Regions from separate parts of the Homo sapiens genome. Here all the other regions are linked to region 1. The links are chromatin contacts, found by Hi-C or POLR2A ChIA-PET in ENCODE. All regions are on one chromosome and are shown on one strand. Each heading gives the region's core, a stretch centred on a gene start or an enhancer-like site at or near the end of the contact. The rest is flanking DNA. Distances are from core to core; before and after follow the strand shown. Region 1 has its middle 31 kb from the start of IL33. Region 2 has its middle 22 kb from the start of LINC02851. Region 3 has its middle 18 kb from the start of ERMP1.

The links. Hi-C counts contacts between places; a loop is a spot of excess contacts on that map. ChIA-PET counts read pairs that join two places held with the same protein, here RNA polymerase II (POLR2A). Pooled maps may share reads with other maps.
Region 2: a pooled map shows a loop between it and region 1 (5-fold over the local background). The contact joins two enhancer-like sites. A Hi-C loop is called at or near these places in 1 of 37 single-sample maps with no recorded cell type and 2 of 50 pooled maps. POLR2A ChIA-PET finds 5 or more read pairs at or near these places in 2 of 52 experiments (PC-9 and SK-N-SH).
Region 3: a pooled map shows a loop between it and region 1 (3-fold over the local background). The contact joins two enhancer-like sites. A Hi-C loop is called at or near these places in 1 of 37 single-sample maps with no recorded cell type and 2 of 50 pooled maps. POLR2A ChIA-PET finds 5 or more read pairs at or near these places in 1 of 52 experiments (A673).

Annotation. Positions count from the first base shown.
Region 1 is chr9:6,182,745-6,186,544 of GRCh38, reverse strand. No RefSeq gene overlaps it. Among named protein-coding and RNA genes, the nearest start is that of IL33, 31 kb to the left of the region's middle. RefSeq lists enhancers at 1,420-1,519, 2,994-3,578, 3,579-3,800. Within about 2 kb of position 1,649, at least 2 of the 41 ENCODE cell types and tissues checked have a DNase peak (open chromatin) inside an H3K27ac peak, as active enhancers do.
Region 2 is chr9:6,680,493-6,684,292 of GRCh38, reverse strand. No RefSeq gene overlaps it. Among named protein-coding and RNA genes, the nearest start is that of LINC02851, 22 kb to the left of the region's middle. RefSeq lists enhancers at 567-826, 2,395-2,514, 2,585-2,874, 2,340-3,088, 2,995-3,374. Within about 2 kb of position 1,597, at least 41 of the 41 ENCODE cell types and tissues checked have a DNase peak (open chromatin) inside an H3K27ac peak, as active enhancers do.
Region 3 is chr9:5,849,634-5,853,433 of GRCh38, reverse strand. It overlaps a transcript of ERMP1 not described here. Among named protein-coding and RNA genes, the nearest start is that of ERMP1, 18 kb to the right of the region's middle. Within about 2 kb of position 1,778, at least 5 of the 41 ENCODE cell types and tissues checked have a DNase peak (open chromatin) inside an H3K27ac peak, as active enhancers do.

The DNA.
Region 1 (3,800 bases), core at 400-2,899:
TCCTTCCCTTTTTGTTTTTGTTTTGTTTTGTTTTGTTTTTTTGGGGATGGAGTCTCGCCCTGCCACCCAGGCTGGAGTACAGTGGCGCCATCTCGGCTCACTGCAACCTCCACCTCCCAGGTTCAAGCAATTTCCCTGCTTCAGCCTCCCAAGTAGCTGGGATTACAGGTGTAAGCCACCGTGCCTGGCTCCTAAACCTCTTTTCTTTATAAATCACCCAGTCTTGGGCAGTATGAAAATGGACTAATACACTTACATATAGCGATCCCCATATTTCTGGAGACTATGGAATTTAGCCTCTGCTTTGTTTTAGCTTGCTAATAGAAAATTAAAATGTTAAAGTTTCAAAAAAATTATTCTACAACTTCACTCAGAGGCATGACTTGGTTTGGTTTGGTTTAAAGGTGGTATCCTTTGCTGTTTAGGAGAAATAATATGTGAACTAAAAGAATCCTTTACAGTAAATATATAAAACTCATTATTTAAAGAAATATAGCACCTGCAAGTATGATAACAGCTGCCTTCATTTAGACATAGCTTTGTCTTTAGCCAGGAACCTTAATTAACTCAGGATTCTTAACACAATCCTGAGAAATACAGAGTTAGAAAGGAAGGTTGTGCACATTTACTGAGTATCTATAATGTTCCAAGCTCTGTCATTATAACCTGCTGTCTCTATTTTATTTAGTAAGTTTAAGAAAGGTTTTGAGAGGGTCATAGAAAAACATATCATTGGAGAATTATCTAGAGAACCAAAAGAGGACAAGTCTAAAAAGAGACCATGGTGAGCCTCAGTTTCAGGCCATCTTTTCTTCTCATTCTATGTATTCTCCCAGCTTCATTTTATTCATGCCAATATCTATACTTACCATTTATTAATGAATGATTCTCAAATCTACATAACAATTCAGACCTCTCCGCTAAATTCCTTTTTACATATCCAGCTGTTTTCTGAATATCTGCCTTGGATGACCCACAGGCTTCTCTGAAGTGTCATGCCCCAGATGAAAGTATTTTCCTGCCACTCAGCTCCTGTTCCTTGTTTCATGGTCCAGTGAATGGCACCACCATCCACTCTATTGCCCAAATCACCTATGCAGTTTCCTTGGCTTTTTATTTTCCCTCACTGTTCTCTATCCTACCCCATCCCCCAATCTAATAAATGGCCAAATCCTGTCAACTCTATCGTCCAAATATCTCTGGAATCTACATGCTTCTTTCCATCAGCCACTCAGCTAAGCTTTCAGGCGTTAGAGTAGCTGATTAAAAATAGCCAAAATGAAAGTAACAGTCAAACCTTGACTCCCCTTTGTTTCATTTCCCCCAGTGGAACAGTGTGTTGGTGGAGTCAACTCACTGTTTAGGGATCTCCAACCAAAAGGCACCTGCAGTTTTATGGACCCTGGAGCCAGAAGTGAGGAAGAATGGGAGGGCTGCAAGTAGAAAATATCGAGTACTGAGTCAGAGTGGGTAAAGTGTCTTCAAGCTTCCCTGAAAAGAAGAAGACTTCCAAATGGAGGTGCCTGGGCCATGAATGCAGATATGTATAAGAGCATAGCTGGCCAGGAGGCCTGAATCTTTGACTGCAACTCTCCTCAGACACTGCAATGCATTGGCTCTGTACCAAGTCTGGTGTGGGAAGGGCAGCTTTTCCTATGAGGCCTTCCAGGCAAAGCCTTTGCAATTGCCTGTGGCTGGGCCTGAAATATCACACATACGGTTTTGGCCAGGAGTTAAACTCCTCACTCCTGAACCCCAGTTCTGCTACCTGAGCCCAGGCCACCATCCTCTCTTACCTCCAGAATTACAGCAGCCTCCTTAATGGTCTCCTTGGAGCCGGTCTTTGCCATCTTCCAATCTGTTTTCCATAAAGCAGCCAGAGGGATTGTTATAAAACACAAATCTGACCTAATCATGCCTGTATCAGTCAGGGTCCCAAAAGGAAATAGACTTTAATTCAGATGGTTCAAATGAAAAGCTTTGATGAAAGGGCTACTTACAGAGGTGTGGGCAGAATGAAAGAGACTAGAAACAGGGGAAGCCATATTTATCTGTAGGTCTGAAGAGACAAGAAATAGTTACTCAGTGAAAGCTGGAGCCACAAAAGGGCTGCCTGGCAGGACCTGTGTTCAAGGAGGGATACATTTACTATCGGGTGTAGCACTGAAGCAAGGGGACCCAGGGAAAAGGCACCGCATTGGCTGAACCCATCTGGAAGCCAGTAGGCAAGGGAGAGTGGGTGACAGACCCTATGGGGATCTGATTTCCAGGGCAGAGAATGGATCTGGAGGTATGGGAAACAAAAGAACCAGTGCAACTCTTCTACTTAACACCCAGCCATGTCTTCACATTGCATGTAGGGTAAAGTCCAAGCTCCTAAATTTGGCTTCCAAAGCCTTCCTGATCTGGGCTGAGCCTTTCTTCGCAGTTTGTATTACACACTTCATCCTGAGCTCTTGCTCTGTACTTTCGCCATACTCAACTTACTTTCGTTCTCTCCTATCCAGGCCTTTGTAAGGGTTATTCTCTATCCCAGAAATATTTTCTCCAACCAACCTCTCTTTAATCTGTATACATCTTTCTCACTTTTCAGATCTCAATTTAATTGTCACTGTCTGCAGAAATTCTATTGTCACATGGCCCTGACTAAGCATAGTGTTTTCTCATGGATTTCCATATCCTTCTTCCACATCAAAGCCTCCAATAAATTTCCAGTCACTCCCACTGTACTGTAAGCCTTGCAGAGCACAGATTGTATCTATCATGTTCACTGTTGTATCACCAGAGTGTGCCTGGTACTAGGAACTACTTAAGTATATATTAAATGAATGAGAGCTTATTATATTTCATGTACTTGCCATTCATTTTTTTTCATCGATTTCCTTCTATTTCTATGTTATGTTGAGGTTTTATTAGGGGAGATGGATGAATTTTATCAACACCTTTTCAGCAAGTGTTGATATGATTATGTAGTTTATCTTCCTTAATTTGCTGTTGTAATGAGTGATAAGTGATTGATTTTAGATCATACATTTGCATTCCTAAAATATACACAACTTGGTAATATTCATTTTATTAGAGGCTAGATTTTGTTTACTAATAATTTATTTAGAATTTTTGTATCTAGATTCATTTGTAAGAGTTTTACATTTTTATATTCTCCATCTGGCTTTGGAATTAGGATTATGCTGACTTCATAAAATAAATGAAGGAGCTTAAATAGGATTAGAACTATCTGTTATTTAAGAGTTAGAGAGAGCACTGTTACGAAACATCCGGTCCTGGCACCTTGTTTTAATGGTAGATCAAAATTCACCTGAGAGGAGCCAAGATGGCCGAATAGGAACAGCTCCGGTCTCCAGCTCCCAGCGTGAGCAACGCAGAAGACGGGTGATTTCTGCATTTCCATCTGAGGTAGCGGGTTCATCTCACTAGGGAGTGCCAGACAGTGGGCGCAGGTCAGTGGGTGCGCGCACCGTGCGCCAGCGGAAGCAGGGCGAGGCATTGCCTCACTCGGAAGCGCAGAGGATCAGGGAGTTCCCTTTCCTAGTCAGAGAAAGGGGTGACAGACGGCACCTGGAAGATCAGGTCACTCGCACCCGAATACTGACGGGCTTAAAAAACAGCGCACCAGGAGATTGTGTCCCACACCTGGCTCGGAGGGTCCTACGCCCACGGAGTCTCGCTGATTGCTAGCACAGCAGTCTGAGATCAAACTGCAAGGCGGCAACGAGGCTGGGGGAGGGGCGCCCGCCATTGCCCAGGCTTGCTTAGGTAAACAAAGCAGCCAGGAAGCTCGA
Region 2 (3,800 bases), core at 348-2,847, 500 kb before region 1:
GCGCAGTGGCTCACGCTTGCAATCCCAGCACTTTGGGAGGTCAAGATGGGTGGATCACCTCAGGTCAGGAATTCGAGACCAGCCTGACCATTATGGCGAAACCCTTTCTCTACTAAAAATACAAAAATTAGCCACGCGTGGTGGCAGGCACCTATAATCCGAGCTACTCAGGAGGCTGAGGCTGGAGAATTGCTTGAACCTGGGAGGCGGAGGTTGCAGTGAGCCGAGATCGCGCCACTGCACTCCAGCCTGGGCAACAGAGCGAGACTCCCTCTCAGAAAAAAAAAAAAAAAAAAAAAAAAAGAGGCATTTTACTATTTTATATTGGGTAAGCATGGAAAAGGAGGCAAACTAATTTATTTGAGTGTGTAGAGAAGAAAAAGCAAGTTTTCCTTAACCATGGTAAGGTTCATGGCTGAGACTCCTATAACAAAATACAGATTAACAAGAGAAAAGCATACAAATTTGTGTAATATAAGTTTTACATGATGGGGAGTCTTCCTAAGGAAATGACCCAAAGAAAAGTCTGTGTACTTTTATGCATAGGTTTGAGAAAGTGGATAGTTGTGCAGAAGTATGATTGAACAAAGCGGGTATGATCTCACGGTAATAAATTGGGGGCATGAGATTAGCAAGACCTGTTTGTTCAGATTATTCTTGGTGTCCCTGTGTGACATTCCTTCCACCCTGATATAGGGCAGGACACCTGCCACATGAGGGTTTTCAAGAGAGATAAGAGGATGACCTTCCTAGGCTTTATGGCCTGCTTCAGAGACGGGTGAGGGAGATGTGACAGTGGCCTTCCAGTATATGCTGTTTTCTCAACTTCCAAGGTGCTATGTTTGGGGGTTGGGTTTCCTATGCCATATCAGTGCTTACAGTATGACAAGCAGCATGATGAGTGCTTTACAAAGCCTGCACTACATGTCAGGTAGTTTTTACTCATTTGTAAAATGAGCAATCTTCATTTTAGAAAGACTGACCAAAGGCCCAGTCATACAGATAGACGGTAGAATCCGGAATTGAAACTAGCTTCCTAAGCTACAATGGAGTGAAGCAAAAAAAGGAACTAAAACTAGGTCTAGGCTGGTAGGCTGGGTGCAGTGGCTCACGCCTGTAATCCCAACAATTTGGGAGGCCGAGGCAGGTGGATCACGAGGTCAGGAGATCGAGACCATCCTGGCTAACACGGTGAAACCCCGTCTCTACTAAAAATACAAAAAATTAGCCGGGCTTGGTGGCGGGCGCCTGTAGTCCTAGCTACTTGGGAGGCTGAGGCAGGAGAATCACTTGAACCCGGGAGGCGGAGCTTGCAGTGAGCCGAGATCGCGCCACTGCACTCCAGCCTGGGCAACAGAGCGAGACTCCGTCTCAAAAAAAAAAAAAAAAAGATTTTGAAGCATATGTTTCAACAGAGCAGATGGAGAAAGTTACGTCAAACGTCTTGAGAGGAGGACATGGAATGCCAAACACAAGGATCTAAAAACGGTAGTGGTGCTTTAATCCCACTGCCTTGGGACAGTGACGGAAATCAGGGACAAGAAGAAATACATTTCTTGAATTGGGCAGCTGAAAACCTAAAAAAATCGCTATCAAGTCCATTTATTTGTGTGTGTACATTTATTTATTTGTATTATTATTATTATTTGAGATGGAGTTTCGCTCTTGTTGCCCAGGCTGGAGTGCAGTGGCTCATCTCGACTCACTGTAAGCTCCGTCTCCCGGGTTCAAGCGATTCTCCTGCCTCAGCCTCCTGAATAGCTGGGATTACAGGCACGCACCACCACGCCCAACTAATTTTGTATTTTTAGTAGAGATGGGGTTTCTCCATGTTGGTCAGGCTGGTCTCGAACTCCCAATCTCAGGCGATCCGCCCACCTTGGCCTCCGAAAGTGCTCGGTTTACAGGCATGAGCCACTGCGCCCTGCCTGCATTATTATTTTTTAATGAGACGGGGGTCTCACTATGTTGCCCAGGCTGGTCAGTAACTCCTGAGCTCAAGCAATCCTCCTGCCTCGGCCTCCCAAAGTGCCATTTATATTTTATATACTCTAAAGGACCATGGGGCAGATACAGCACAGGCGGAAAGTCAGCTTTGAGTTAAGCCTGTTGGAGATGTAACAATACCAGGCAGAAACCCAGAAAGATGGGGCGTAGGGCTGGGTGCAGTGGCTCCCGCCTGTAAGCCCAGCACTTTGGAAGGCCAAGGCAGGCGGATCACTTGAGACCAGGAGTTGAGACCAGCCTGGGCAACATGGCGAAACCCCGTCTCTACCAAAAATATAAAATTAGCAGGGCGCTCACCTGGAGTCCCAGCTACTCAGGAGGCTGAAGTGGGAGGATCGCTTGAGCCCGGGAGGCGGAGCTTACGGTGGGCCGAGATCGCGCCGCTGCACTCCAGCCTGGGTGATAGAATGAGCCCCTGTCTCAAAGAAAAAAAGAAGGAAAAAAAAAAAAAAGAAATGGAAGCAGTGTAGGACCGAAGACGTCTGGGACGGAAGCTCACCCCCAGGAAGGCCTAGGGAGAGAGGCACCGGCGACGTGTCTGCACCACGCGTCACCGGCACGCGCGGTCCACACTCCAGCGCCGGGTCTCGCGAGAGCCCCAAGCGCGGAACCGAATCTGCAGGCGCGCCACTCTTTGCCTGCGGCACCCTTCCTCCAGTTCTCAGGGTGATGGTCGCGATAGTTGCACCAGCACATGAGGGCGAAAACCTCTTGTGCTGCCTCCCCGTGACTGCCAGTTCCCGGACCACGTTCTCCCCAAGAGCCCAAGAAGGGCAGACAGCCAGGCGCGCTTGGCTGGTCTCGGGAGGAGGAAGTGGCGGAAGTGGGATTTGGGAAACAATCCTGGAGTCGGTGTGCTACGCATGCGCCGAGGGAAGCGGCCAGGCGGGTGGAGGCGGTGACCGCGCGGAGGCACCGGCGGCCCAGAGGCTTATAGTCTCGCGCGCACAGCAGCGCGCTACGCGGCCATCACAGCACAGCCGATCCAGAGTCCAGTCACGTGACCCGCTCGTGGCAGTCCGTGTGGGGCACTGTAGTAGCATTTAGTGAGTCAGGCGAACCTAGCGGGCTGCCGCCCCAGATCAGTTTCTCCGTCAGATTCCATTTCTCCAGCGGCACCTGAACCGGCGCGGTCCTCTGCGTCTTCTTGCTCCCTGGGGATGGGGCCCGGAGCCCCCTTCTTCATAGAAGGGAAAGAGATTTGAGCAGGTGGAAGGAACAGGTGCCCAGGACGCTGTCCCGACGCCCACACGATGCGCTGAGACCTGAGCTTACCCTCGCGTGTCCCATCGTGCGGTGGTTCTGTCGCGGCCCTATGGGGAGGGACTCTGTCAGACGGGGACGTCACGAGGCGGCCTTGCCGGGCAGGGTATTGGGGGTACCGGCTCCATAGTTTAACTCCGCCTAGTAGTGACCGCGTCTTTTTGCGGTTTTCCTCAGTCCTGTGGCCGGAGACCTCTGCAGTCTCCCTCCCGCAATGGAGACGTCCTAGGAGGTCTTCTGTTTCCATGTTTAGGGAAATGGGAAACCTACATAGTTTAGTAACAAATTGAAAGAGTAGTCCAAAGTCTTCCAACAAAGAAGACTGCAAGCCACCATGGCTTCCCTGGCAAATTGAACGATATATAAGAGGAAAACATAATTCCAGTCTTTAATAGTTCCAGAATAAAAGGGGGAAGGAAGATGAAAGCGGGTAACACTTTTAAACTTTTTAATGGCCTAGCATAACCCTGATAGGAAAACCTGACGAGAACAGCGAATGGAAGGAAAAGTGTATGCAAGTTTTGCTCATG
Region 3 (3,800 bases), core at 529-3,028, 330 kb after region 1:
GGCATCTCTGAGCACAGCAACAGGACAAGAGAGAATTTAAGTGACATGGTGAAGGGGATCAGGTTATACCACCCCAAAGTATGCCACCTTGGCATATGATTATTTTGGGCTGAAAGCAATGGAGAAATAGCAGTTGTAAGAAGAGCTCTCTGCCCTTTCCTTTTCTGCCTAGAAGCAGGACATAAATTTCCCTTTGTGAAGGTGGCATAAATTTCCACCCTTCTCCTGTATCAGAATGAAGAAAGTAACCTATCACTAGAGACAGAAAACTGGCACTGAGATGAGTTGGCATAAAGACACCTTACTAAAGCAACCCTTGCTTTCCATTACTTTCCCTGTATACTTCCTAGTCACTTTCCTACAATTTTTCACCCCCAGAAGCCCAAACCCGTTTCCTTTGTCCATAAAATAGATGCTTTTTCCCCTGTTAATCTGTCTTTTGCCAGTTTAATTCTCAGGCCCCAGACACTGAACCTAAGAGGGCAGAGGAAAAGGTTTTTGCTGGTTTGTTTGTTTTCTCCCCTGTAGTGAAAAGAACTAACAGGTGAGATGACCCTGTAGTCAGGAAAGGATTTTTATCTCATTTACAAAAACATGTTTCAGTGTGATGAATTGAATCCTATCAGTTGCTGTTATTAATTTTTCTATATCTTCCCTGATTTCAAAAAGCATGTTTGAGGCAGCTTATTAAAATACATACAAGGTTAAAAAAATAGATAGCTATCCTTAGGATTTGCAAGGTGTTCACTTAAAACATTCTTTTTTTTTTTTTTTAATGAACATTCTCATAAAACATTCTTAAAATGGTTGGCTTCTTTGCTGATATGGCAGTAACCAAAGATTCCAGTATTTGAGCACATAAAAAATTCTGCTGCTATGGTGGGGTACAGTGGTTCACACCTGTAATCCCAGCACTTTCAAAGGCTGAGGCAGCTGGATTACTTGAGCCCAGGAGTTCGAGACCAGCCTGGGCAACATGGCAAAAGACCATCTCTACAAAATATACAAAAATTAGCTGGTGGCAATGCCTGTAGTCCCAGCTATGAGGGAGGCTGAGGAGGGAGGTCACCTGAGCGTGGGAAGGTCAAGGCTGCAGTGAGCCTTGATCATGCCATTTCACTCCAGCTACATGACAGAATGAGACGCTGTCTGGAAAAAAAAAACAAAAAAACAAAAAAAAACACTCTGCTGCTTACCTGTGCCAGAAATAACAACATCTAAAGTGAATACTTAAGAAAAACTTAATGACTGCTTGATTACCCTTAAGATTCTGCATTCTTTATAATGTTCTTTGCATTTCAAAAGCAGCCTATTTATTGCAGAAATTTACTTAACCTTTTGCTTTACTTGAGCATGTATGTATGTTGCTTAGATAAAAGTAATGACATAAACGTCTATATAATCTTAGATTTCATTTTTACTTTGAAATGGGAGCTTTTTTATTTATAAGGTCATGAAAAACTAAGTGTTTTTATTAAGAAATGAGATTTTTTAATGGCAGAAAAAATGACTTGTTGACTCATTATGAAATCAAAATCTCTCCAAGCTTTTAAAAAACTACTTCAAGCCATTCGTTAAGTAATATTCCTTTGTAAATCATCTTAGATTTAGTATTATAGTGTTTTCTCAATTTTTATGTGTGTTAAAATCAATTTTGTGGGGTGTATGTGTGTGAAGGGGAAAGGTGACTCACAGTCACAGTACCTAGTTTTGCAACTTTCAGGCCTTGGTTTTGTAGCTCCAGCTGCCACAGACTTAACAGCTAGACTGATTCTGAGTAAGAACAAAAGGGTTTGACCATAGAAGGAAGTTCCTTTAAGATCCTTGTGAAATGGTTATAATAAGCAGGTTGACTCTTGCCCCTTGGAGAGCACCACCCTGTGTAAGGCTGATATGATCACGAACCCTCCCTCGCCTCCTCCCACTTCTATATATTATCTGTGTGCATGTGTTTCTTCTCTCCATCTTTCTTGCATGCTCTTTTCTTTTTCTCTGTCTGACCCAAGAGAAAGAGAAATGTATTGATGAAAAGTCTTTAAATAGTGTAATTAATTCATTTATAGCATGTCAGAATAAATCAAAAAAGGACATTTCTCTGTAAAAAATAGGTAAACAGAAACAAATGAAAGAAAAGCTATGACAGGAAAATAAGGTATAGCAAATGTATGCCATAAGGTGCTGTATGACTGCTAAAGGTGTGCCTCAGATTTGGCTCTGAGCTTCCTAGTAGATAGAGAAAAGAGAAGAACAAATCAATTACAAGATGCACTATGTTCACAAATTGGAAACATCTTGGAGGCTTTGCTTGATACCAGCACAGCATAGAGATGTTGGGCCTAAAAGGGCTAACATCTTCAGATTTTGTTCTGAAGGGTCTAAAAGAGGGAACACAGTGTGAGATCTTTGGGAATAAGTCAAGGGAGGATGTCAGGGCATGGGCAGTTCCTGGATGGGGGATTGAATTGAGGGTGAGGTAACTGATCAAAGCTCTGGAGTTTTCAAAGGATGCAACCTTGTTCCTCATTCATTCTCTATTCTTCAGAGTCCTGCCCTACCTCCTCAGAGCTTGCAAGCTAGGACATGGCCAGAAGGCTAGGGTAGAATTACAGGGTGGCTGCCCTTTCAGGTATAGCATTTGGTACCACTGTTCACAATGGCCATGGGTTTCCAACTCTGACTGCACATTAGAATCATTTGAGCCATTTTCCAAAATTATACAATTGCCTGGCACCATCCAAATTAACTGAATACTGGGATTGGGCCCAGGATTTTTTGTTGTTGTTGTTTTTGGGTTTTTCTGATGCTTCATCTAGTTCTTATGTAGAGTGAGAGTAGAGAACCACTGACAGTGAGCATTTTCAGAGGTTTACGAACTTCACGGTATCTCAGAGTCACAGGAGGAACTTGTTAAACATTCAGTTTCCTCAGCCACATGCTCCCTCCCAATTCCCCCAACCACCCCAGAAGGCCAGGGAATTTTCTATTTCTTTTTTTCTTCTTCTTCTTTTTTTTTTTTTTTTTTTTTTTTGAGACGGAGTTTCATTCTCGTCGCCCAGGCTGGAGTGCAATGGTGCGATCTTGGCTCACTGCAACTTTCACCTCCCAGGTTCAAGCAGTTCTCCTGCCTCAGCCTCCAAAGTAGCTGGGATTATAGGTGCCTGCCACCATGCCCAACTAATTTTTGTATTTTTCGTAGAGATGGGTTTCACCATGTTGGCCAGGCTGGTCTCGAGGAATTCTCTATTTCTAGCAAGCACTCAGGGTAATTCTGATGCCGATGATCCACAGAGTCACACTAGTCCACAGAGTGTAAAGGGGGGGAGACCTGGGCCCTGGCCTGCTCTGATAACAGCAGGCTGTGTGACCTTTTGGGCCTATTCCTTAAACACTCTGGGTTTGTTTCCTGATTGGTAAGAAATAACCTGTGGTGCCTACACTGCAAGGCCACGATTGAAATCCACAATCCCACCATGGATATGATTCTGTGTTCATTAATTTCGAGTCTGCTTGCTAAGAGCAATAAGGCATGTGTGAGTTTGGGGCATGGGTGGAAGAGTGCCCTTTGGCCTAGATTTTACTGTCTTGTGTCAAGATTTGGGTAGATTTATATGTGATCCAACTGGTAGGTAGCTAAACTTACCACTGCTAGCACAGGCTCTTCTATAAGAACCAAACATGCCAAAAGTGTGCTAGAACAGAGTAATTTATTTTAATAACACATGTGGCTCTGAAATAAACTTGTTATAACAGCATGGGTTTTATTAACCAAGAATCACAGGACAACTTATTGAAGTGAGGAT